Regions from separate parts of the Homo sapiens genome. Here region 1 is linked to region 2. A link is a loop called in an ENCODE intact Hi-C map of the cell type or tissue named here. Cell type or tissue: endothelial cell of umbilical vein. All regions are shown on one strand. Links, peaks and the distances in the headings refer to the core of each region. The heading gives the core; the rest is flanking DNA. Region 1 holds the start of TILAM (TGF-beta induced lncRNA activating myofibroblasts). Region 2 holds the start of LOC124904028 (a long non-coding RNA gene).

The links. A loop is a pair of places that touch in the nucleus more often than their neighbours do. Peaks named below come from ENCODE experiments on the same cell type or tissue, not always from the same donor. Only the 100,000 strongest peaks of a DNase experiment are listed, where the experiment ranks them.
Region 1: it touches region 2 in a loop (4-fold over the local background); 106 of 110 quality-filtered maps call a loop at or near these places.

The regions. Positions count from the first base shown.
Region 1 is chr17:50,206,316-50,217,013 of GRCh38, reverse strand. TILAM (TGF-beta induced lncRNA activating myofibroblasts) reads right to left here and starts at 2,320. Exons shown (of 3, transcript NR_110806.1): 1 at 2,239-2,320; 2 at 2,032-2,094; 3 at 1,594-1,903. RefSeq lists an enhancer at 6,615-7,180. In endothelial cell of umbilical vein, for the core only: no CTCF peak of the experiment used is centred there; no DNase peak of the experiment used is centred there; H3K27me3 peaks cover 593 bases.
Region 2 is chr17:50,260,198-50,270,673 of GRCh38, reverse strand. It overlaps LOC105371822 (a long non-coding RNA gene), which reads right to left. Exons shown (of 6, transcript XR_007065844.1): 4 at 8,757-8,944; 5 at 8,363-8,461; 6 at 7,785-7,872. It overlaps LOC124904028 (a long non-coding RNA gene), which reads right to left and starts at 1,605. Exons shown (of 3, transcript XR_007065846.1): 1 at 1,446-1,605. In endothelial cell of umbilical vein, for the core only: a CTCF peak has its summit at 383; DNase peaks (open chromatin) are centred at 373, 1,633 and 3,823; H3K27me3 peaks cover 721 bases.

The DNA of each region.
Region 1 (10,698 bases), core at 1,501-9,500, 55 kb after region 2:
TTCATGGGATGATGTAGGATCTGTCAGGACTCAGCTCATGATGGGCGGCTCTGGTCCCCTGATGTCCCTTGGTTAGGTGTTCTGTTTCTACCAGGGTCCTGTAGCATGCAATAAGCTGGTTTTGACTAGTAAATAACCCCCCAGAACTCTAGAGGTCTGCATTGTAATTCTCCTATTGTGGTGTCAGCTTTTCTTGATGTCACAAATACCCCCAATGCCATAGGGTCTGTGGGTCTTAAGGGCCAAGTGGCAGGACCATTTGCACCACACCTGGAACTGTTGAACAGCTCTTTCTTGCTCTGTGTCTCATTCAAATTTGACAGCCTTTAATGTCACCTGTAAAACATATTCCCAAAGGTAGAATATGTTTTCTCCAGAGTCTGAGGAGGCCTACCAGATGAGCTTTCTTATCTGCTGGGCAAGAATTTCTCCTTTTCTTTGGAGGGGATGTCTAGTCATGCTTCTGACTACCAAACCACTAAAGATCTCACTGATGTTAGTAAGACACTAAATCTTTGTAGGAGTTTTTTTCTTCCCATCCCCTGGAATGCATGCACTTACCAAGGCTCCTTGGCACTTTTCTGGTCCAATTAACATGATGTCATCTGAAGAGTAGACCAATGCAGCCAGGCGCCATGGCTCACGCCTGTAATCCCAGCACTTTGGGAGGCCGACTTGGGTGGATCACCTGAGGTCAGGAGTTCGAGATCAGCCTGGCCAACATGGTGAAACCCCATCTCTACTAAAAATACAAAAATTAGCTGGGTATGGTGGCACACACCTCTAATCCCAGCTACTCAGGAGGCTGAGACAGGAGAATCGCTTGAGCCTGGGAGGCGGAGTTTGCAGTGAGCTGAGATTGTGCCACTGCACTCCAGCCTGGGCAACAGAGTTAGACTCTGCCTCAAAAAACAAAACAAAACAAAAAACAAAAAAACTGTGGTGGCCCTGTCACCAGAAGTATGTAAGATCTAAGATCTAGTTTATAATTCCCTGTCTAGGGTTTTATAGCTCAAAACCAAGTACTGAACAGAGCTTGGCCTAAATTAATGGTTTTCAAACTTGGTTCCATGGTATCCTGGGGGTTTCTTATAATTCTCGGGGGGTTTCATGGAGATTCATATTCAGGGGATCATTTCTCATCACTGCTGTGACCATGGCAACTCCATTCTTGTCTGTTCACAGATTAGGACTCTGCAGAAGGTTTTGTTTGTGGAAAGGCTTTTACTGCTGAAAGCTAACAGTAGGACATTCTATGGAATACCTGACCAGTACTCCTTGAAACTTCAGTCACGAAAAACAAGGAGAGACTGAGAAACTCTCAAGAACCAGAGGAGACCAAGGAGACACAAACACCAAATGCAATGTGATATCCTGGGTGGAATGCCGGAACGGAAAAGGGACCTTAGGAGAAAAATTCATGAAATCCGAATAAAGTCTGGAGTTTAGTTCACAGCAAAGCACCAGTGTTGACATCTTCATTTTGGCAAATGTTCCATGATGATGTAGGAGGTTAACATTAAGAGAACTGGATAAGGGATATATGGGAACTTTCTGTACTTTCTTTTCAACTTTTCTATAAATCTAGAATTATTAAACCCAAATTGTAAAAGTTTATTTTTAAAAGATAGCATTCAAAAACCGTCAGACAAATGAGCTCCAAATACATCCAGAGATGAGAAGAAAGACGGTGACCTGATTCTGGAAGTTCAGATGTCCATGTTGGTGACCTGATTCAGGAAGTCTTTCAGGAGGATATCAAGCTTGGATCTTGGATAGAACTGGGATGCGAGGCACTGGTGATTGGGCAATATCCCTGCCTGTAGGATTCTTTGTGGAATGCTGGATATTCATATTCTGGTCTTTTCTTATCTCTGGTTGCCTCAGGGAAGTAAGAACCCATCTGGGAAAGAGAGGACAGGACTGAAGAGGGACTCAAGGAAGTTGAGCTTACTGGATTGGGGGTGAATGTTAAAGTTCCAGTTTGAACAGGTTTGGAGGGAGAGACGGATGGTGGGGAGGGCATCATACCTTCACCCTTGCTAAATACTTCCTCTTCTTTCCAGCAGAGCCCAAGCTGGAGACCAGGAGAATCTAGAGGAAGGAGGTGACACAGGCCTGCTCCTAGTCTGATGGGAAAACCTACGTTATACCCTCAAAGAACCCCAATCTGGTATGGGAGACACACTCCCTGACTTCAGAGAGCTCTCTGTCTGAACGAGTGGACGCAATGCCTACCTTTAAGGAGACCGTCTGTCTGATGGGAGGGACACAGCTTCTTCCTCCAATCCGAAGGGGAGATGGGACACATCACATGCACACTGCTGGTAGCTGGGCTGACCTTTAGACATTAGTATTCAGGGACAAGGATAGCCTGGGAGGAAGGCTTGAGGATGACCTGTGGTCCTTTGTGAAGAGAAGGCCAGTGTAAAGGGTGCCGGGATGGAGCTGATGCGCCCCCGGGGAGTGGGCCCTGCTCAGACCTAGATGTCCATATTGGTGACCAAGCTCTGATCTGTTGTCCCCACAGGGGTCTACCAGCTGAAAAGCAGTGAGGAGACAGGGAAGGACAGGAGACACACAGAGCCATATATGGAAGAAGATCTGAAATGGAGTGATAAAGATAGATATGAGGCTGGGCGCGGTGGCTCATGCCTGTAATCCCAGCACTTTGGGAGGCTGAAGCCGGTGGGTCACCTGAGGTCAGGAGTTCGAGACCAGCTTGACCAACATGGTGAAGGCCTGTCTCTCCTAAAAATACAAAAAATTAGTAGGGCATGGTGGCATGCGCCTGTAGTCCCAGCTACTCTGGAGGCTGAGACAGGAGAATTGCTTAAACCTGGGAGGCAGAGGTTGCAGTGAGCTGAGATCTAGCCGCTTCACTCCAACCTGGGCGACAGAGCGAGACTCCGTCTAAAAAAAAAAAAAAAGGAAAAAGAATAGATATTAGTATATGATAAAAATGCAGGCAGAAGCGAAGAGAGATTCCTGCTCCCAGACCTCCCCTCACCCCCTACCCTATCCCCCACCCCTGCCCTGGCCCCAGCTGGCACCCCATTTGCATCTCCCTGTGTCCATGCTCCCCAGTCAGGCGTTACCTCAGTATTTTCTTTCACTAGGGGTCAAAGGCAAAACAGAGCCAATATCCACATGTGCCAGCTTGTGGGGGAGGAGGAACTCTGGAAAAGAAGGAGAGTGAGAGCAGGTACAGCCCCCATCTACCATGTGGTACACACCAGGCTGGGTCAGGAGGAGGGGGCAGGGAAGAGCCGTCCCGGGGGCCTGTGCAGAGTTGGGCACAACACAGCAGTCAGTAATAGTTGATGACTGACTGAATGAGTAGCATGCAATCAATATTAGAGAATGGGCCATAGCACAGTGGTTAAAGCCTGCGTTCAAATCTCAGCTCTGCAACTTCCTAGCTGTGTGACCTTGGGCAAATTACTTAACCTCTCTGAGCCTCAGTTTCCTCATTTGTAAAATGAGGATAAGAATATTGAAAGGAACCTACATCCTAGGATTGTTGCGGCCTTGCATCTAGCTCATGCCTACACGGAACTTACAACAGGGCCTGGCACACAGGAAACACCAAAAAGCCCTTAGCCTGTGTCGTGCAGGTACTACATGAGTGTGATTTTCCTGTCTGTGACATGCATGTGTGCTCACTGGGGATATGGTGTGTGCAGGGGGTGCTTCTGGGCTGGTGACAGTGAGGGTGGCAGGTGGTATTGGAGAGTGGGAGGAGCACTAGCTTTGTGGCCAGGCCAGGCAGACATGGGATCTATTCACAGCTTTACCACTTCCCAGCCAGGGGGGAAGCCCCAGCAAGGGGCTTCCCCTCACAACAGAATGAGCATAAGCCCTTCCTGGGGCATTGTCAATGAGGAGGTGCAAAGTGCTTCTTCAAACACTACCGAGAGCTGTAATTTTTTTTTTTTTTTAGATGGAGTTTTGCTGTTGTTGCCCAGATTGGAGTGCAGTGGTACGATCTCAGCTCACTGCAACCTCTGCCTCCTGGTTTCAAGCGATTCTTCTGCCGCAGCCTCCTGGGTAGCTGGGATTACAGGTATCCGCCATCACGCCCAGCTAATTTTTTTGTATTTTTAGTAGAGACGGGGTTTCATCATGTTGGTCAGGCTGGTCTTGAACTCCTGACCTCAGGTGATCCACCCACCTCGACCTCCCAAAGTGCAGGGATTACAGGCGTGAGCCACCGCGCCCGGCCAAGAGCTGTAATTCTTTCCAACATTCTGCGTGGTCTGTTGTATGTGGCTGTGTGTGTCTAGAAGCCATGTAGATTTGGAAATAGGGGACGTGTGGATCAATGAGAGAAGCCTGATCTGGCTGTCAGGACACCTGGGTTCTTTCTGAGCTTGAGAAAGGGGATCTTGCACAACGCCTCGGCCCTTCTGACTCTACAGCTATAAAATAGAGATATTAAGGCTGACGTCCCAGAGCTGTTGTGAGGATTAAAGGAGATGTCGTGTGTGTGGTGGTCAGCTCACAATAGTTCTCCAGCAAAAGGGAGGGAGGCAGCTCTGTTCTGATCTTTCCAACTACTGGTGGTGCCTGTGGTCTGTTTCCAGCCACGTCATCCCGTGATCCTTTCCATGCATGCACACAGATGGAAGCCTGTTTATGCAAATAGCCACTTCTTTAGATGAAGGGGGAGGGCATCCCTTGGACCATCCCGGGTCCCTTGGACCAGCTGGGAGTAACAGATAAGCCAGGCTGCCTGGGTTTGAATTCCAGCTCAGCCACTTGCTAGCTTTGTGACTTCAGGCAACTGACTTGACTTCTCTGTGCCTCTCTTTCCTCCTTTGAAATTGGAGACAATTGGAGCACCCATCTCAGAGGGCTTTTGGAGGAGTACAAAGGTGTAAAGTACTTACGGCAGAGCCTGGCACAATCATTTGTTGTTATTCTGAAGTTGGGCCAGGTCCGGAGGGTGTGCTCCGCTGCCCAGTTCCCATGCCTTTCCTGGCCAGCAGATATCTCATCCCCTGGAACAGTCCCTCCTGAGCTCTGACCAGTCTCCCTCAGGCGGAAGTTCCTAGAAGGGTGCAACCTGGGGCAACAGCCAGGACAAGCTGCTAAAATGATCGCACTTCAGAGGAGGCCTCCGGATGTCAGTGGGACAGACTTTGTTGGAAAGCGAATGTTCATAATGTTCAGGAAAGACAAGTGAAGGGCACCCTTTTGCAGGTCCCCAGCTGGGTAGGAAAGAACCAGCCTTTCTCAGCTCTATTCTCTCTCCTCACTCAGACTCCCTCCCACCCAAAACTCAGAAAGAGCCTTAGGGCAGAGTCAGAGTGGTCTTTGGCAAGGTCAGAGGTCTGATACTCTGAAGTTCAAATCTCACTGCCCTGCCAGTGACCTCAAGAGGAGGAGAACCAGGAGTAGAGAAATGTAAAGAGGGTGGCTAAAGGGGGTGGGGTGGGGGCTGGGGGAGGTATGATTGGAATGAGAGAAGAAATGGTGGGCTGTCAGAAAGAGGGAAACAGAAATTGTGGGGATCTGCTGTACCCAAAATAGGCAGAGGGCCACATGTGCGTGTAGATGTGTGTGTAAGTGTGCATCGGTGAATGTGTGAATGAATGAACGTGCCTGAGAGCACAGGTGGGTTTGAGTGGGTGTGAGTGCCTGAGTCTATCTGACTGTGCAGAGACAGGATCATAGACTCACCCATGGGTAGAGACTTTTTCTGTTCATCCCCCTTATTTTCCAGTTGAGGAAACTGAGGCTCATTGGTGGGGAGTGAAATGCCCAGACATGCTGGGAGGGGGTGGAGAGGAGCTTTTCCTAGCTTGGTCTTCCCTTCAGTGTCCCCTCCCCCGACCCCCCAGCTATTTCTTGAGATCAGAGGGAGGGGGCAGGCCAGGGCTGCTGGGGAGAGGAGGGAGAGAAGGAGGGGGGTGGCAGGCAGCCTTGCAGGGCACAGGGGCTCTGCGGGAAGGGTCCAGACACGTGGCCTCCCCCTTTTCTGCGGACGTGGACTCCCCACCCAGCAGAGACGTGTCATCCCTGGAGCGGGCAGCAGAGCCTCTCCAGCTTTTCTGCCAGATCCAGCCTCGAATGCGGGGAGGGCCCTTCAGAAGGACACTTGGGCAGATTCCCAGTCTGACAAAGCTGAGCCCTAAAAGGGAGTGGGTGAACCTGGGCCCACCCAAGTTCAGGCCCTCCCCTCCCCGCCTCTCCTCAGTGTCCCCACCTGGGAAATGGGAGAAAGTCAGGGAATTCTATCTGCCTTGGGAAGGTAGAATCTGGGTGAGGGGCGTGCAAGTCTTCGAAGCCTCCTTCCGATGGCAATCGGGGAGCAAGACCTCATCCCAGGCCTGCCTGTGGCTTCCTCCCCCACTTCAGAGCCCCCTGCCTGGGAGGGGCACCCTCTCCCTGAGTGTGGGGGAGGAGGAGAAAGAGGGTCCACGTCAGGAGAGGGAAGCCGCAGTCAGAACAGACATTCCCGATGACTCACAGCCCCGGAACGCCTTGAGAGCCGCAGGGGACAGCCCCCTGTTCAACTGGGGCAGCTGGAGACCCAGGACCCTGGGGGGCAGGGAAGCAAAGCGAGGGGGAGGCAGGGGTCAGAGGCAGAGCCTGGAGACAGGATTGAAGCGAAGGTCCCTGAGAGCAGCTGAGAGACGGAAGACAGCGTACCGCCCACCTCGTCCTAGCCACATACTGTGGTCCTCACACAGCAGAAGGAGGAAGACTAGATCTTACAAAGGACCCCCTCCTAGACCACCATGGAACTCTGCTTCTTGTGAATGCTTGAAAAGAGGAGGAATGTCCTGCCCCTGTCCCTTTCTGGGTCTGATCCTAGCACCCTCCTGCCCTGAGGAGGCAGGGGGATGGCTACAATGACCTCAGAGCCCCCACGTGATTCTCGCCCACTCCAACCCACTTCATTGTCATGCTTCTCCCATGACCTCTGTCCCCTCCACCTTCTGGGCCTCAGGTTTGAGGAGGTTTGAGGAGGGCAAACTGAGGCCCAGCCTGGTCTTGGGGGGCGCTGGAGGAACACAGCTGCTCTCCCCAGGCCAGTCTGACCCAGCAGAGCTCTGGGCTCAGGGCCTCTGTGTTCTGCTCTTCCTCCCTCCAGCGAAGATGCAGCTAAGCCTCCAGTCTACGTGGCAGGCAAGGGGGGAGCTTGCAAGAGAGGGGAGCTGGGAATGAGGTCAGCGGGTTGGATGGGCCAGGCCATGGCTGCGAAGGCATCTGGGCTGCAGCAGTCTGGAAGGTAGGGGCCTCCGGGTCAGGCCACTCCCAGCCCAAACCCGCCATCCACCCGCCCACCATGGCCTCCTTCCCGTCTCCTGCTCCTCCCCTCCCTGCAGCCCACATTCCGCCCGCCCAGGCCAGATGGTTCCCATCAAGGCTTTTCCATGTGGCAGTTCCTCCCTGCCCACCAGGCTCCCTTCCCCCTCTGGCCACATGGCTCAGCTGAGAGTTGGGGAGCAGCTCTCCTGGGCTGTCCTCCCAGGACCAACTGGGATTATGTGGGATCCCCGTGTCATGCTGTCGCCGCCATCCTCAGTGACCTCCCTGGCCCTGCGAGCTCCCCAGCCCTAACCGCCTGGGCTCTTGAAGTGTCATAGGGTTCTTACCTCTGATCCCTCAATCCTAGCTGTGTGACCTCTGGCAGCTACTTTCCTTCTCTGGGCCTCAGTTTTCTAATCTGTAAAAGGAGGGAAGAAAGGAATAAACTCGAAATTTCCTTCTAGCAGAATGTCTCTTATTCTGTGATATTTCCACCTAGAGACTCTAAAGCTCCGAGATCCAGCAGAGGTCAAACCGCAACTCTGGAGGTGTTATCTGGTCTACCTCTTTACCTGCTCCCGGCCCCATTTGTTTGTTCATCTCCATATCCATGAATTCCTCCCAACCCACCTATACTTTCCTCGAATCGTCCCCTCCCTTTAAGGGCCCTGGCCTTCTAACTTGAGTCCTTCTGCTGTCACCAAGGTATAAGTCCTCTGGGTGAGTTCTCGGCAAAAGGATCACAACCATTCTCCTCTCAAAGGCAGTCACCAACTCTCTATGGCCACCACTGAGTATAACTCCTTCCCCCAGAATCCCAGGCCTCCAGAAGTTGGCCCCAGCCTACTTTTCCAGCCTTATCTTCCTCTGCCTATGGCCTTATCTCTCTTTCTGTCTGTCTGTCTCTCACTCAATCTATGTCAAGCTTCCCAGGCTGGGCGGTGCCTTTCCTCCCACTTAAACACTGCATTTGAACCCTGTCACCCACCCTCCCAAGCCTGGCTGGAAAGCTGCCTCCTCCGTGCAGCCTTCCTTATCTCTCATTGGCACTCCCATCATCCTTTGTGTCCAGAGGCTTCCATTTACTGAGCAAGACATAGACCAGCAAGATGGTCTCACTACTACCCCAGTTCACAGACTGGGGAAATGAAGTTCCGAGATGGAGCATTTACTCAAAATCACACAGCCAGTGCTGCCTCAAGGGAGGGGCATTTTTGTGTGTGTTTTATTCCTCTTCCTGGCTCCCCACTCTCCCAGAATAGGAGCTATTGTCCCCAGAGCTCTCCCCAGCACACGGCTGGCCCCAGAAGGCCTGAAGTAACCACTCAGTGAAAAGGATCAACTACAGGGCCGGCAACAGGCACCAAACTCAGCATATTGTCCCCCAAGCAGGGTCCTTGCCCAGCCAGAAGCCCGGGATCATCCCTGTTCCTCACCAACCCCACCCCACATCCAATCCAACCCCAGCACCTGTAAATTTTGCTTCCCAAAGGGCTCTCAAGCCCATCCTCTTCTCTCTGTCTCCATTCCCACCTACCGGATCCAAGCCCCTCACCTGGGCAAGTATAGCAGCCTCTCAGCTGCTCCTCCACCTTTGACCACAGCCCTCCTCCCGCAGGTACCTACTCCATGGAGTGCCCATGGCTTTCTTTTACAAATGCAGACCTGATTGTGACCCTCCCCTGCGTCAGGCCCTCTGCTGGGGCCCATAGCTGAAAGGAGGCAAACTACACCTGTGATGGGGCTTCTCTGGCCCGCCCAGCCTTTGCCTGTGGTGCTCCAGCCACACTGGCCTTCCCTGAATTCCTTGGGCATCCAGCACTCGCCATGCCCCCTCCTGCCTTTGCATATGTGGTCCCATCACTATCCACCCTGCCTCCTATCCTTTTCCCATCAGCCTACCCAGGGAAGCCTTCCTAGGGCTCCAGGACTAGAGCAGACCCTCTGCCATGTCTGCCCATTCAAAGCTCTGCATTCTTCTTCTTAGTAACCTTAATGGTTGCACCTCCACGTTTATTCATGTGATTTCATTGCTGTCTGTGTCTTTACCAGACACAAACTCCATCAGGCAGACACAGGGTCTGTGCTGCTCACCATTGAATGCCCAGTACCCAGCAAAGTGCCTGGCACGTGACTATTGTTGCATGAATTTATCAGCAAATGAATGTAGCTCCTTAGCAAAATGGGGTGGGGGTGGCTTTTGGGAAGAAGGCAAGGTCATGTTATCCATACAGGATCCTTTCTGTGTCCGAGCCAGACTGTCCAAAGGGGCCCCTGCCAGGACCCCTGCCCAACACCCCGCCCTGAAACTCCAGAATCTCAAGTTTGCCAGGAGGAAGAACTCGTGGCTGGGGCAGAAGCAGAAGACAGAAGACATCGGTGGCCAAAACTTCCCTGGGGTGGGGGTTGTGGGGGGTGGGTATCAAGGAAGGAGATCAAGATCTGGAAGGTACCTCTGCCCAACAGAGGCTTCTCCTCAGCACCCCCCTTCTTTTATTTAAATTCAGGATTCAAAGGAACCCTGGCATTTATCTCCCAAACACAACACGGCAACCAGACATCTGGCTGTGATGCGAGCCCTGCACCACCCGCCCCCCGGCCACGCCCCCTATGGCTGCTGCCCTTTCTCCCCTGGAGCAGCTCACGAAGGCTGCACGCCCGCCTACAGCATGAGGAGACCCGGCAGAGCGCCATACCCCAGGATGGGCACCAGAGAACCGGGGACTGGGGAAGAGGAGATACCGGAAGAGAATAAGAGAGGAAAAGAGGGAGGGGGAAAAAAGTATGTGGGTGGAGAGGTGGGACAACGGGTCAGAGACCGAGGAAAGAAAAGGAAAGGAAAAAAAAAACTAAGAAAAGGAAGAAAAACGCATGAAGAGAAAAATTTGAAGGGAGAGAGGTTGGGGGTGGGGGAGAGAAAAGGTAAATGAATAGAAGAAAGAAAGGAAGAAAGGAATGGAGAAAAGCAAATGGGATAAAATAGGCACGGAATTGAACCAACCCAGAAAGGTGTAAATATTCAATCAATTCATGGGGCCAACTTTCTCTTTTTTTTTTCTTTTCTCTTTCTTTCTTTCTTTCTTTTTTTTTTTTTGAGAGAGAGAGTTTCGCTTTTTTGCCCAGGCTGGAGTGCAATGGTGTGATCTCGGTTCACTGCAACCCCCGCCTCCTGGGTTCAAGTGATTCTCCTGCCTCAGCCTCCCAAGTAGCTGGTACTACAGGCCCATGCCGCCATGCCGGGCTAATTTTTGTATTTTTAGTAGAGATGGAGTTTCACCATGTTGGCTAGGCTGGGGTCTCAAACTCTCGACCTCAGGTGATCCGACTGCCTCAGCCTCCCAAAATGTTGGGATTACAGGTGTGAGCCACCGCGCCCTGCCAAGCCAACTTTTAAGAAGAACTACACTGCCTCCAGACATCAGGAGCAGGGAGGGATAT
Region 2 (10,476 bases), core at 1-8,000:
TTCTCAGAGGAGGCAACCAGGGCCTGGAGAGCGGGAAGGCCAGGTCGCACAGGACATGAGGGGCTGAGTCAGGATCAGAACCATGCAGCGCTCAAGACGCCACACCCAGCACAGGTGGCACTCACCTCGGGCCTGGGGAGCCCTGCTCCACTGCTCTGGATGGAGGATCACTCAGGGTGGGTGGCCTCGCCTAGCCTGGCTCAGCCCAGCCCAGGGGGCCAGGCTTGGGTGAAGGGGAAGAGCCAGGGTGAATTCTGTTTTACTTGGCAGTCCCCCCCACCCCCATACTTTGGTGGACACTAATATCTGTAATGGCTGATGGCACTAGGCTGGGATCTCTTTTCAAAGCCAGCAGAATGCTCTGCTCTAGCCCGGCTCTGCCTGTAGGGGCAGTATTGTGTCGTGTTAGTCAGTGTGCCACTGAATATGTTGTGCTGTGTGACCTTAGACGAGAAATGGAACTTCTCTGGGCCTCTCTCAACAGGAAGGAGAGGGAGGAGTTGGATAACAGTACCTCCCTCATCATATAGGCCATGATGAGGATGAAACAGGCCGCTCAGAGTCTGGCATACAGTAATGGCAAATAAATGCTAGCTGTCATTCCTGGCAGAGACAAGGGGCCCATACTTCCTTCTCTGCATTTCACATGGAGGCAGAGTGGGGTGCCAAGGAGTGCAGGGTCTCGCTGCTTTTGGACTGCTCACCTCCCTGGATGGGCTGCAGCATCCAACCCCAGTTTCCCCAGGAAGCTTTGCTCACTAAACCCCTCTGCTGTCCACTGGGCCCCACTTAAGGCCAGTCAGGCCTGAGAAGGTGGGGCTGGTGACAGATCCCAGAGGATGTCCGTCCAGGTGCCGACCACTCCTGAACGTGGTCTGGGACTGGAGATGTGATTCCCTCCACTCCCAGTTTGTTCCCCCTTTCTACTCCCGCACAGCCCACTGAGCGCTGCCTGGGTCTACTTCACAGAGGAGGCCCGCCTCTCCACATGGGCTGAGAGCTCATGGAGACTGGAGGCTGTGCCTGTCACAGGTGTCCTCTCCCTTTATCCCCACTGCCATCGGCACCCCGTGCAGCCTGGCTCCTCAGGACTCTCGTAGCCATATTCAACAAGGCCTCTAGCTTGGTCACCTCATTGCCAAGGAGGGACAGGCCATGTTGGGCATGTCGCTCTCTTGTTCCCTAATCGGAGGCTCCCTGCTGCCACCTGAATAAAGTCCCATCTCAGAGAGACCTTCAGGGTCCCCCATAACCAGTCCCCACCTGACCCCCACCCCCCACCATGTTCTCCAGCCCCTCCTCTTACTCTTTCTGCTTCTCTCCTTGCCTCTGTCCAGGCAGTTTTTTCCACCTAGTTTCTTCCCCAAATCCCTCCCAGAAACCGAACACATTCTTCCCCATCCTTTAAAGCTCAGCCCAAATGCCACCTCCTCCAGAAAGCCTACCTGGACTTGGATCTTCCTTCAACAAGTGATTGTCTGCTCCCTGCTCGCCCCTACCCAGGCCTCTTCCCTGGGCCTCTCTGACAGCCCTTAGCCATTTTCCCTTGAAGACGTGTGGACATGTCCTAATGCTCCCACCCTGCTGCAGGGGCTGGCCAGCTCTGATTCAGCATGCATTTCCCCCTGGTGCTTTGTTCCAAGTAAACACTGGCTCTGTTGTCGTTGAATCCAAGCTGGTTAGGGGCCTTCCTGGGTCAGGGGCCAGATTTCTCTAAGGGGGTAGGGAATTCATTTCCAAAGTCCTTGGTGAAGGACTCGTGGTTGGGGTGGGAGGAGTTCAGACTGACTGGGCTCCCCACCACACTGGCTGTGTGGTTTGGGGAATCCACGTCTTCTGCTTCCTGCACCCCCTCCAAAGGGTATGCTCAAATTTGTGACTCCCCCTCAGCAAGTGAGGAAGATGGCTCCGTAGGGATTGAGCGACTCCTAAGGGGGTGTAGCAAGGAATGCTTGGCTTACGGTCCGCCTTCCTGGAGGAGGCAGAGTCCAAGAATAGGACTTCTTGGCCATGGGATGGGGACCTCAGTCCCCTTTCCAACTTTTTTTGGAAATTGAAGCCCACCAGCCCCTTTCTCATTCTTGGGGTGATGGGCATGGGGGTGGAGGAGATCACTTCTAGAGTCAGCTCCAAGTTTGAACCATGAATCTGTGGGCCGGGAGGGTGGAGGGAGGGCAAACCACCTGAGAATTAACAGTGCAGGGCACTTATTATCCCAATGAGCAGGTTGGAGGGACTCACTGATGCTCACTTTCCTGGAGGCTTAGCAGAGACAAAAACGCCATTTGGGAGCCATTATCCTTCTAAAGTGTAGGTTTCTGGGGCACAGGCCAGGGTGGAAAGGAAAACACCTCAAAGAGCCTGGATGGGTGTCAGGTGGGGAGGGTTAGGGGAAGGTTGAGCTGATGAGCTTTGGTTTCTGGAGTGGCAGATGGAGCAGAGCCATGAAGGCTTGGGCAGGAGAGACTGAGCTAAGACTAGCGTGAGGGTCTTGAGAGCCCCCATGCCTGGCCTCCTTCCTCTGGGGCCCCCTCCTTCAGTCTACTGTCTGAGACCGGATCCTGTAGCCAGACGGAAGAAAGGAATTTGGTATCCTCGATTTCTAGCTCTGTTCTTGTTGGCTCCTGAAAAGAGGGTTCTGCTGCACCCTGCTTGTGGATTCCTTTGTTTCTGACCCAAATGTTACTGGGGTTGTAGTTAGACCTAAAAGAACTTTTCAGATCCAAAGGAACTGCGGATTCAGGACAACCATGGGAAGGGGAGCCCTTCCATGGTCTGGGGCTTAGACTAGAGTGGGGCGCAGGCCCAGCCTGAAGCTGTAAAGGCAGAGAATGAGTGTGAGCAGTGGGTGAGGGATTCAGGCTGGCAGAGATCACATTCTTCCTCAAATCATAGTGCCTCTAAGCAGCCACATCATCTGGTTCCCAGCTGAGGACAGACTTGGCTTTGGTTGTGTGGGAGCTGCATGTGCACATGTATGTACATTACGTGCACATGTGTGTATGCAGAGCATCCCAGCCTCCTGTGTTGATTGGCAGCTCCCACTCACACCCCTTACCCCACCGCCAGTGCCTGGCTTCCTTATCTCCGGGCCAACCTTTAGGGGGCTGGCTTCAGGATCCCCGCACCCCAGTGGCCCTGTTAGCACCTCCTCTCTCCCTTGTTAGCGCCTCACAACCCCTCTTCCTCCTCCGGCCCCAGCTGTCCCCCCAGAGAGAGGCCCTGTGGCTTGCAGCCCAGTTCTCGCCTTCTGATTCCACTTCAGCTTCTACTTTTTGAAGCTTGGTTTTTCTCCCAACCCCTAACCCCCCTGCCCTCTCCATTTCCCTCTTGTCCATGTGGAGGGGTCTTCTGCAGAACATCAGAGCCTGGGGGAGGAAGCTGGATCCCCCCACAACTGAGCACGACTTCTCTTCCAGGCTGGGGCTGAAAGGGTGGCGCACAGACAAAGTGAGCCCCTCCCCATCAGCCTTCCCTGCCTGGAGGGTGGGAGGGGGGCAGTTTGGGAGGGACCCCTGTACTAGGGGCTAAAGCTAAATCTGGTGCCAACTCTGCCCCCTCATGGGGGCAAAACCTCATTCTGTGGCAGCACTGAACGAGTGGGGTGAGGCGGCAGGGCCCCTGGGTAGAAATGTCCTTTTCTGCCTGTCCACTCCAGGCAGCTGTGCCCGACCTGAGCCTGGGTTGCTGAGTGGGACAGGGTGGTCCTGTGCCCGGAGTCAGGTTGTCAGGCCTCCAGGACTGTAGGTTTCCTCTACGGAAGGGCCCCTTCCCTGCGGGCTTTGATGTGTCTGCGAGGTTCGTGGAGGATGTTTGGCTTCAGGGCCCAGTGCCAGGATAAACTCCCTCTGCCTGCTGGGCCAAACCACTACCTCCTCCCTGCCTGGCTCTCCTGCCTCCCCCAGCCTTGGGCCTGGCCTCCTCCAAGGCTAGCACTGCCCTGCCTGCTTACTGCGGTGGGCACCAAGACGCCACTGTTACTGCTACTGGGGAGAGACCTGTGGGCAATCCTGGTCCCCAAGGCTGGCCCAGCAGTGCCTGCTGCTAGGTAACCGAGGTCCTGCTCCAGGTGGGGGATGCTGGACCCCAACTGCCAGCAGGGATGGGGATGAGATGGAGCAGGGGGGAGGGGGTGTCTACGTGGAGCTGCTTGCACAGGCTTCAGCTCTTCCAGATGTGCAGAGGTTCCAGATGTGGGGATGACTCAGCCCGGAATGAGGAGGGGTGGGCGGTGCATGGGGGAATGGTGAGCAGGGGGATCTGAGGCCCTGAGCAGCTGCCAGCTGCTGCCTCCTGTCCTCCGGAATTTGCAGCCCCTCAAAACCCCAGAGGTGGGCGAAGTGGTATTTAATAGCTGCTGGGAGCTGCCCATATGTGTGGCCCTCAAGTGTCCCACCATGTGCTGGGAAAGAGACCTCAGGGCCAGGGGCTCAGCTAGGAGAGAGAGAAAGGGAGAAAGTGGAAGGCGGGCAGAGGAAGTGGGAGGAGGACCGAGAGTGGCAGGGAGGACGGAGAGTGGGAGGGGCAGGGAGAAGCCCAGGACTAAAATGGTGGCCCCTACTTGGGCCCACTTTCAAGTGTGGCACTGGGAGGAGAGTGTATTGGTTCAGAGGACTGTGTGTGTGTGTGCGCACGTGTGCGTGTGTGCACGCATGCAAGCAAATGTGACCTTGCTGCTGGAGTGGAGGTTATGCGGGTGGAGAAGGAGCTGTGTTGGGTGAGCATTGTGTGTCTGGTGTGTGTATGCTGCGTTTGTGAGCTGGGTGCTGGATGATGTGTATGTTGGGTGTGGCAGAGTGCAGGAGCATGTTCTATACCATCTGTGTGATAGAGAAGGACTGTGGGTACAGCGACTGTGTAGTGATGGGCTGTGATGGGGAAAGGGTGTTTGTTTATGCCAAGTTACATGTGCCTTTGGATGCAGAAGGTGGGTCCCACAAACCTGGGGAGTTGAGTGGCATCTGGGCCTATCAGACCAGGACCCCAAAGACCTGGGGCTTCCTTCAGCCTCCCCTGGGGGGCCTTGGGGACCAGTGTCCAGCATCCTGGAGCTGTGGTTTCTCCTGCTGGGCCCTGGGCCATATGGTCTCCCTTGCAGGGCAGCTGGGAGACCCCTGAGCTTCAGAGGCTGGCACCCTGCAAACTGCAGTGCAGGGTGTGCGGCGGGCAAGGTGCCTCCCTCCCCATCCTGGAGAGCTGCTGTCCTGGCCTCCTCTCTGGCCTGCAGGGGAGTCTGCTGGCAGGGCCACCAGCTGCTCCCTGGAGAGGCCCACCTGTGCCAGCCACCCTTGCCAGGGTAAACAGGGCACTAAGTGTCTGGGCTGGTGCCTGCCTCAGGCTGGGCATTGCCTCTCCACACAGGGCTCAGCTCCCAGTTGTGGCTTGGGTTGCCTCCTCCAGCTAAATGACAGGCCTGATGCCCCAGGCCCCATAAACAGTGTTTTCTTGGGAGGTGGGGATCATGGGGGCTGCTGAGCAGACAGATAATCAAGTTGGATTGGGAAGACAGCATGTTGACTCCTCTAAGGCGAGGAAGGCTTTTGTGACCCTTTCCCAGTGCTGCGGGGTCCTTGCCCCTTTTGGGTGACACTGGTTGAATCCTCTGTTATTCTCCCAACACACACACACATACTCACACTCACACACCACCAGCCCTCCGCTCCAGGTTGTCGGCATCAATTTACTTGTGAGTGCAAACAAGCGGTGGCTGGGATCTGGTCAGCTGGTCCTGTGCTGTGTGTCCCCTCTGTTCACAATCCAAGGCTGAAGCCTGCAGAGGTTGGGGCCCGTCTCTAAATCGCTGCATGACGGTGTGCACTTGGATGTGTACCTGGCCCTCCAGACACTGTGATGCTGCCACCCAGCCCTGCCCCATTCCCTGGACATCTCTGTGGCCGGCTCTTTCTCGGTCCACCTCCTTGCCGCCCCCTCCACCCTCCCCTCCCTGTGACTGACTCAGAGTGAGAGGAGCCTCTGGTTCCTCAGCCCTGCCTCTGACTCCCCTCCAGGCTCCTACCCCCAGCGCAACCTCACAGGGAGGAGGAGCCCTAGCTCCACCCCTTTGAAGCAAAGCCCCCTCAAGGGGACGGGAGGAGCGGGCAGGTAGAGGCTGGACCTGGGGGAGCCAGGTCTGCTGGCCAAGGAGCAGGCTTCCAGAGAGGGCACTGAGCAGGGGCCAGGCTGCCTGAAATAGAGGGGCGTGCAAGGATGGCAGGGAGCAGGAGGACGCTCTGCAGACACCTGAGCCCGCCAGCAGCCGGGGAGCAGGCATCTGGGCCCAGCCACCCACTGCTAGTCTTGAGGAGGGAGGCAGTGGAGGAGCGGCGGGTGTCCTCCTGGGCAGCCAGCAGAGGCCCTGCCCCCACTTCACTGCGGTGGGGTGGAGAACAGAGAGAGCGGTGCGGTGCGGAGCCCACAGGGCTACCACAGCGGGCCCTGTGGGTAGGAAGGGGGTGCTGCCATCCTGGGGCTCTGGAAGCACCCCTTCCCCACTCTCCCTCCCTCTGTCATTGCCCACCTCTGTTTCTGTCTCTGTCCTTCACTCTGCCGCTTCTTTGTGTGTGCCTGTCTTTCTCTATCTTCCACTCTCTTCTCCCTTTTCTCCTCTCCCTCCCCCTCTCTCTTTTCCCTAAGGGGAGCAGCTCCAGTATCTGGGGCCAGCTTCCCAGAATGGAAGGTGGCTTTGTCCAGGGAGAGGGAGGCCCCTGACCCAAGCCTGTGGTCTCAAAACAGCCACATCCGGCTCCCCACTTCTTTGCCCAGACCCTCCTGCAGGACCTCTCTGTGCCTGGGAGTCCTTGAAGCCAGAGCCCATTCTGCTTTGCCAGGTGGTATGGGAGCCCCAGTGCCCCCATATTCAGAACTGCTTGTCTCAGCAACGGGGATGAAGGCAATCTCTCTCTCTCTTCTCTCTCTCTCTCTCTGTCTCTCTCATCCCCAAGAAGGCAATGCTCTGGGTGGCTGAGAGGCTGGAGTCTGAGCCCCATCGCTGGGTGACCAGATACCCCGTGTGCCCAGGACAGTTCAGACCTATGTCATTGCCTGGGTGTAACTGCTACGAGCACTCCAAAGTATCCTAGTTTGGACTAAAAATTACATCCCCCATGGCCAGTCAGACCCTGGCAAGGCTCACAGCCTCTCCCACTCCCTTCACCCTCCCAAGACAGCTGTATAGCCTGCTTGGGCCTCACTCAAGGACAACAGGGCCAGAGAGCAAACAGGGGAGCAGGAGCTGTATAAATAGCCCATTTTGGGGGAGCCCCCTCAGCACGGTGTCGGGCGGGTCTGCTTGCTGGAGAGGGAGGAAGGAGAACTGTGGTTGCCCCCAAGCAGCATGTAATTTAGGATTTATTTTGGGGCACTCTCTATAGCTCGGGGTGGAGCTGAAGTTAATTTAAAGGTTTAATGGGGTCGGGGGCTGGATGGGGAGGAGGAGAGGGAAGCCCTCCCACATTTGGCCTGGCTGGGAAGAGGGTCCTTTGCCAGTTGCCTGCCAACTTCTATCCCTGGGTCTGTTCCTGGGAGGTTTCTAGGACACCTCAGCTCTTGTTCCCAGATGCTCCATGCCTCTCCCTGAGTCTCAGGGTGCTTCTAGCCTGATGGAGAAGCTGGTTCTACCTTTGTCTGATGGAGCAGGCACAGGCTCTGCCCTCAGGGAGCCCTCAGTCTGAGGGGAGACAGGACACAAGCCCGGCCTTCAGAGTGGCCAGTCATGATGGCATCCCCCATCATGATTTTAATTTTTAGTCTTTACTTGTTCACGACTCTATATCTGTGTCTCTTCCTGGAACTTAAGATCCGTGACAGCAGGGACTTCTATCTGCCTCTCACAGCATCTTCGGCACTTGTCTAGCACCAAGCAAGCAATATTTCCTGAATGAATGAATGAATGAATGAACTGGGAAACAGCACCAGATCTGAAAGCCCCACGTCAAGAGGCAGCAGTGGATAAACTCTAAAGTCCTTCCGCATTCCAGCCTGTGTGATGTGGCCCTCCACCTTGCCGCCTCCCACCCCTCTGGCCACACTCTTCAGCCACCAGCCACTATGAGCACTGGCTGCCCTGGTGTCAGCCCCAGTTCCCACCTCCACCCCTTTCCTCACCGCACTCCCTCTTCCTGCAACTGCCTTTGCTCCCATTGCCACATGACTAAATCCTGCCAGTCCTTCAAGGCCCTACGCAGAGTCACCTCCAGGAAGCCCACTCAGATCCCTCCACTGGATCTAAACGTCCATAGCTTTTTCTCTGGGCCTCTTCTCTCACTGTGTCTGCATAGGCCTGCTGGGGTCATGGCTTCTCTCCCTTTTATGCCATAAGGCCCTGAGGGCCAGGATTGCCTGCAGTTGCCCTGGAGGCCGGTACCTTGTGGTGGCTCCATTGGAGGAAGTGTGAGCTGCTCAGTAGGCAGGTGGTCGTGTGTGCTCCTCTTTGCCCCAGCTTCTGGAAGCGCTGGGTGAGTCTCTGGTGAAAGGTGTATGTGGTGGTTGTTGGGGGTGTGGGGGGTGATTTCAGAAGCTAGGGAGGGCAACCAGGACCCCAGTGGGGTGGGAGTAGCACGAAGTTTCCCTTAGAAAGATGTTGAGCCTTCTGGTCTGAGAGACGAGGAGGAGATCGAGAGAAAGAGTACTATAGGGGAAAGACCGGGGGAGGGAGCGTAGAGGGGTGGGCAAGGGCTGGGGGACAGACAGAAGGAAAGGCTGGGGGACAGGGAGAAGCCTCTGGGTCCCTAGAACACATGTCCCTTCTTGGGCCTCACCTGCTTCATCTCTTGCCATTGGCACTGTTGGCTGTGCCTTGTCTAAGACCTCCTCCTGTGAGGCTTCAGGGGCTCTGGCTACTCATTCTCTGGCCTCTTTGCAGGCTGTGCCGGCTTCCTCTCTCTCCACCTTCTCCAGGGCACCTCCATGCGTCCAGCCATCTCATGGGCACCTCCACTTGGATGCCCTGCAGGTGTACCAAATGCAAGTGCAGCAGCAAACTCCCCAGCCCGACGATCAAGCTGAAACCTGGGGCTTTCAGATCTGGTGCTGTTTCCCAGTTCGTTTGTTCATTCATTCATTCATTCGTTCATTCATTCTTCAGAAGCCCAGGAGCCAGCCTGAGCAGATCACTGGCCCCCATCCTTCTGCCCATCAGTCACCAAGTCCTCTGGCTTCTGCCTTTTAAATCTCTTATCAGTCTGGCCACCTCTTTCCACCTGGCTGCCACTGGCCTGGGCCTGGCTACCATCACCTCTCACCTGGGCCTCTGTGGCAGCCTTCTAAGAGGTCACTCCACCTCCGTTCTGATTACCTTCCAACCCATCCTCCACAGCCTGCCCAGAAATCTTCCTAAGATGCACCCTAACAGCTCGCGCAGCTCCCAGGACCCTGGCCGCTCCCTCCAGGCCGGATGCTCCCGTGGGCCCTGCCCTAGGCACTGTCTTACCTCTGGGCCTTGCAAATGCTGCTCCCTCTGCCCTCCATGCTCTTCCTCCCGGGCTCCTCCTGGTCACCCCTCACTCTGGGAAGCCTTCTCTATGCTCTTCACACCAGAGGTTGGGTCAGGAGTCCCCTTCCCGGAGCTGCTGTCACCTTAATCTCCCCCATCACAGCACCCAGTATGGTAAATAGCGCCTCACCCTCTTCATCCGGAAGTTCCACCAGAGCAGAGGCCGTAGCAAGGCCTGGGGCAGAGTTTGCTGATGGAACATGCATTTGGGGAGACTGGGAGGGCAAGAGAGAAGAAAACTGAGGGCTTCCTCGAGGGGCTGGGCCTCTAAGGCAGTGTGGCGGGGGACCTCCCAGAGGATGGAGAGGAAGCCTCAGTTGGGGTGGTTGGGTGCTGGCCCTGGGCTCACAGTCAAGGTTGCCCTGTGCCTGCACTGTCCGTGGAGGCAGCCCCCACCCCCACACAGGCTGCTTGTCCTGTGGAGGTTTCCCTCCCCAGGAGACGGAGAGAGTCGGCAGGACTCCCACTGTGGGCCTTGGAGGGAAGAAGGCCTCTGCATCCTGGGGTGGGCCAAGGCTGCCTGCCAGCACCCAGCACCCAGCACCCACTGGCATCTTCCACAGCAGCCTTGGGTCTGCACAAACTGGCTACAAACACATATGACTGCATCTCACTCCAGTCCACAGCCATGCCAAGGAGGAGGATGCTACTCCCTGGGGCCCGCCTGCAGAGAGCCCCACGAGATCTTCCTTGAGGATTTGTTTTCTACCTTGAACTTTCACAGGCATTTTACTTCCTACCCCATGCTATGTCCTTGTATGTTTTAGTATCAAAATAATGCTTTCCATCACTTACCATTGGAAAAAAACGGACACTCGAAGAGATAAGGCAAATTATCAGGCCTGAGCTGTTCTTGCCCCTCTTCCTGGGTTTGGAAAGAGTGCAGAACCAGGAGCGATAGGCCTGGGCCCAGGCTTGGCCCTGCAGACGATGATGGCTAAGTCATCCATAGAATGGGCTGGTGAGCCTGCCGTGCCTTGCCTTAG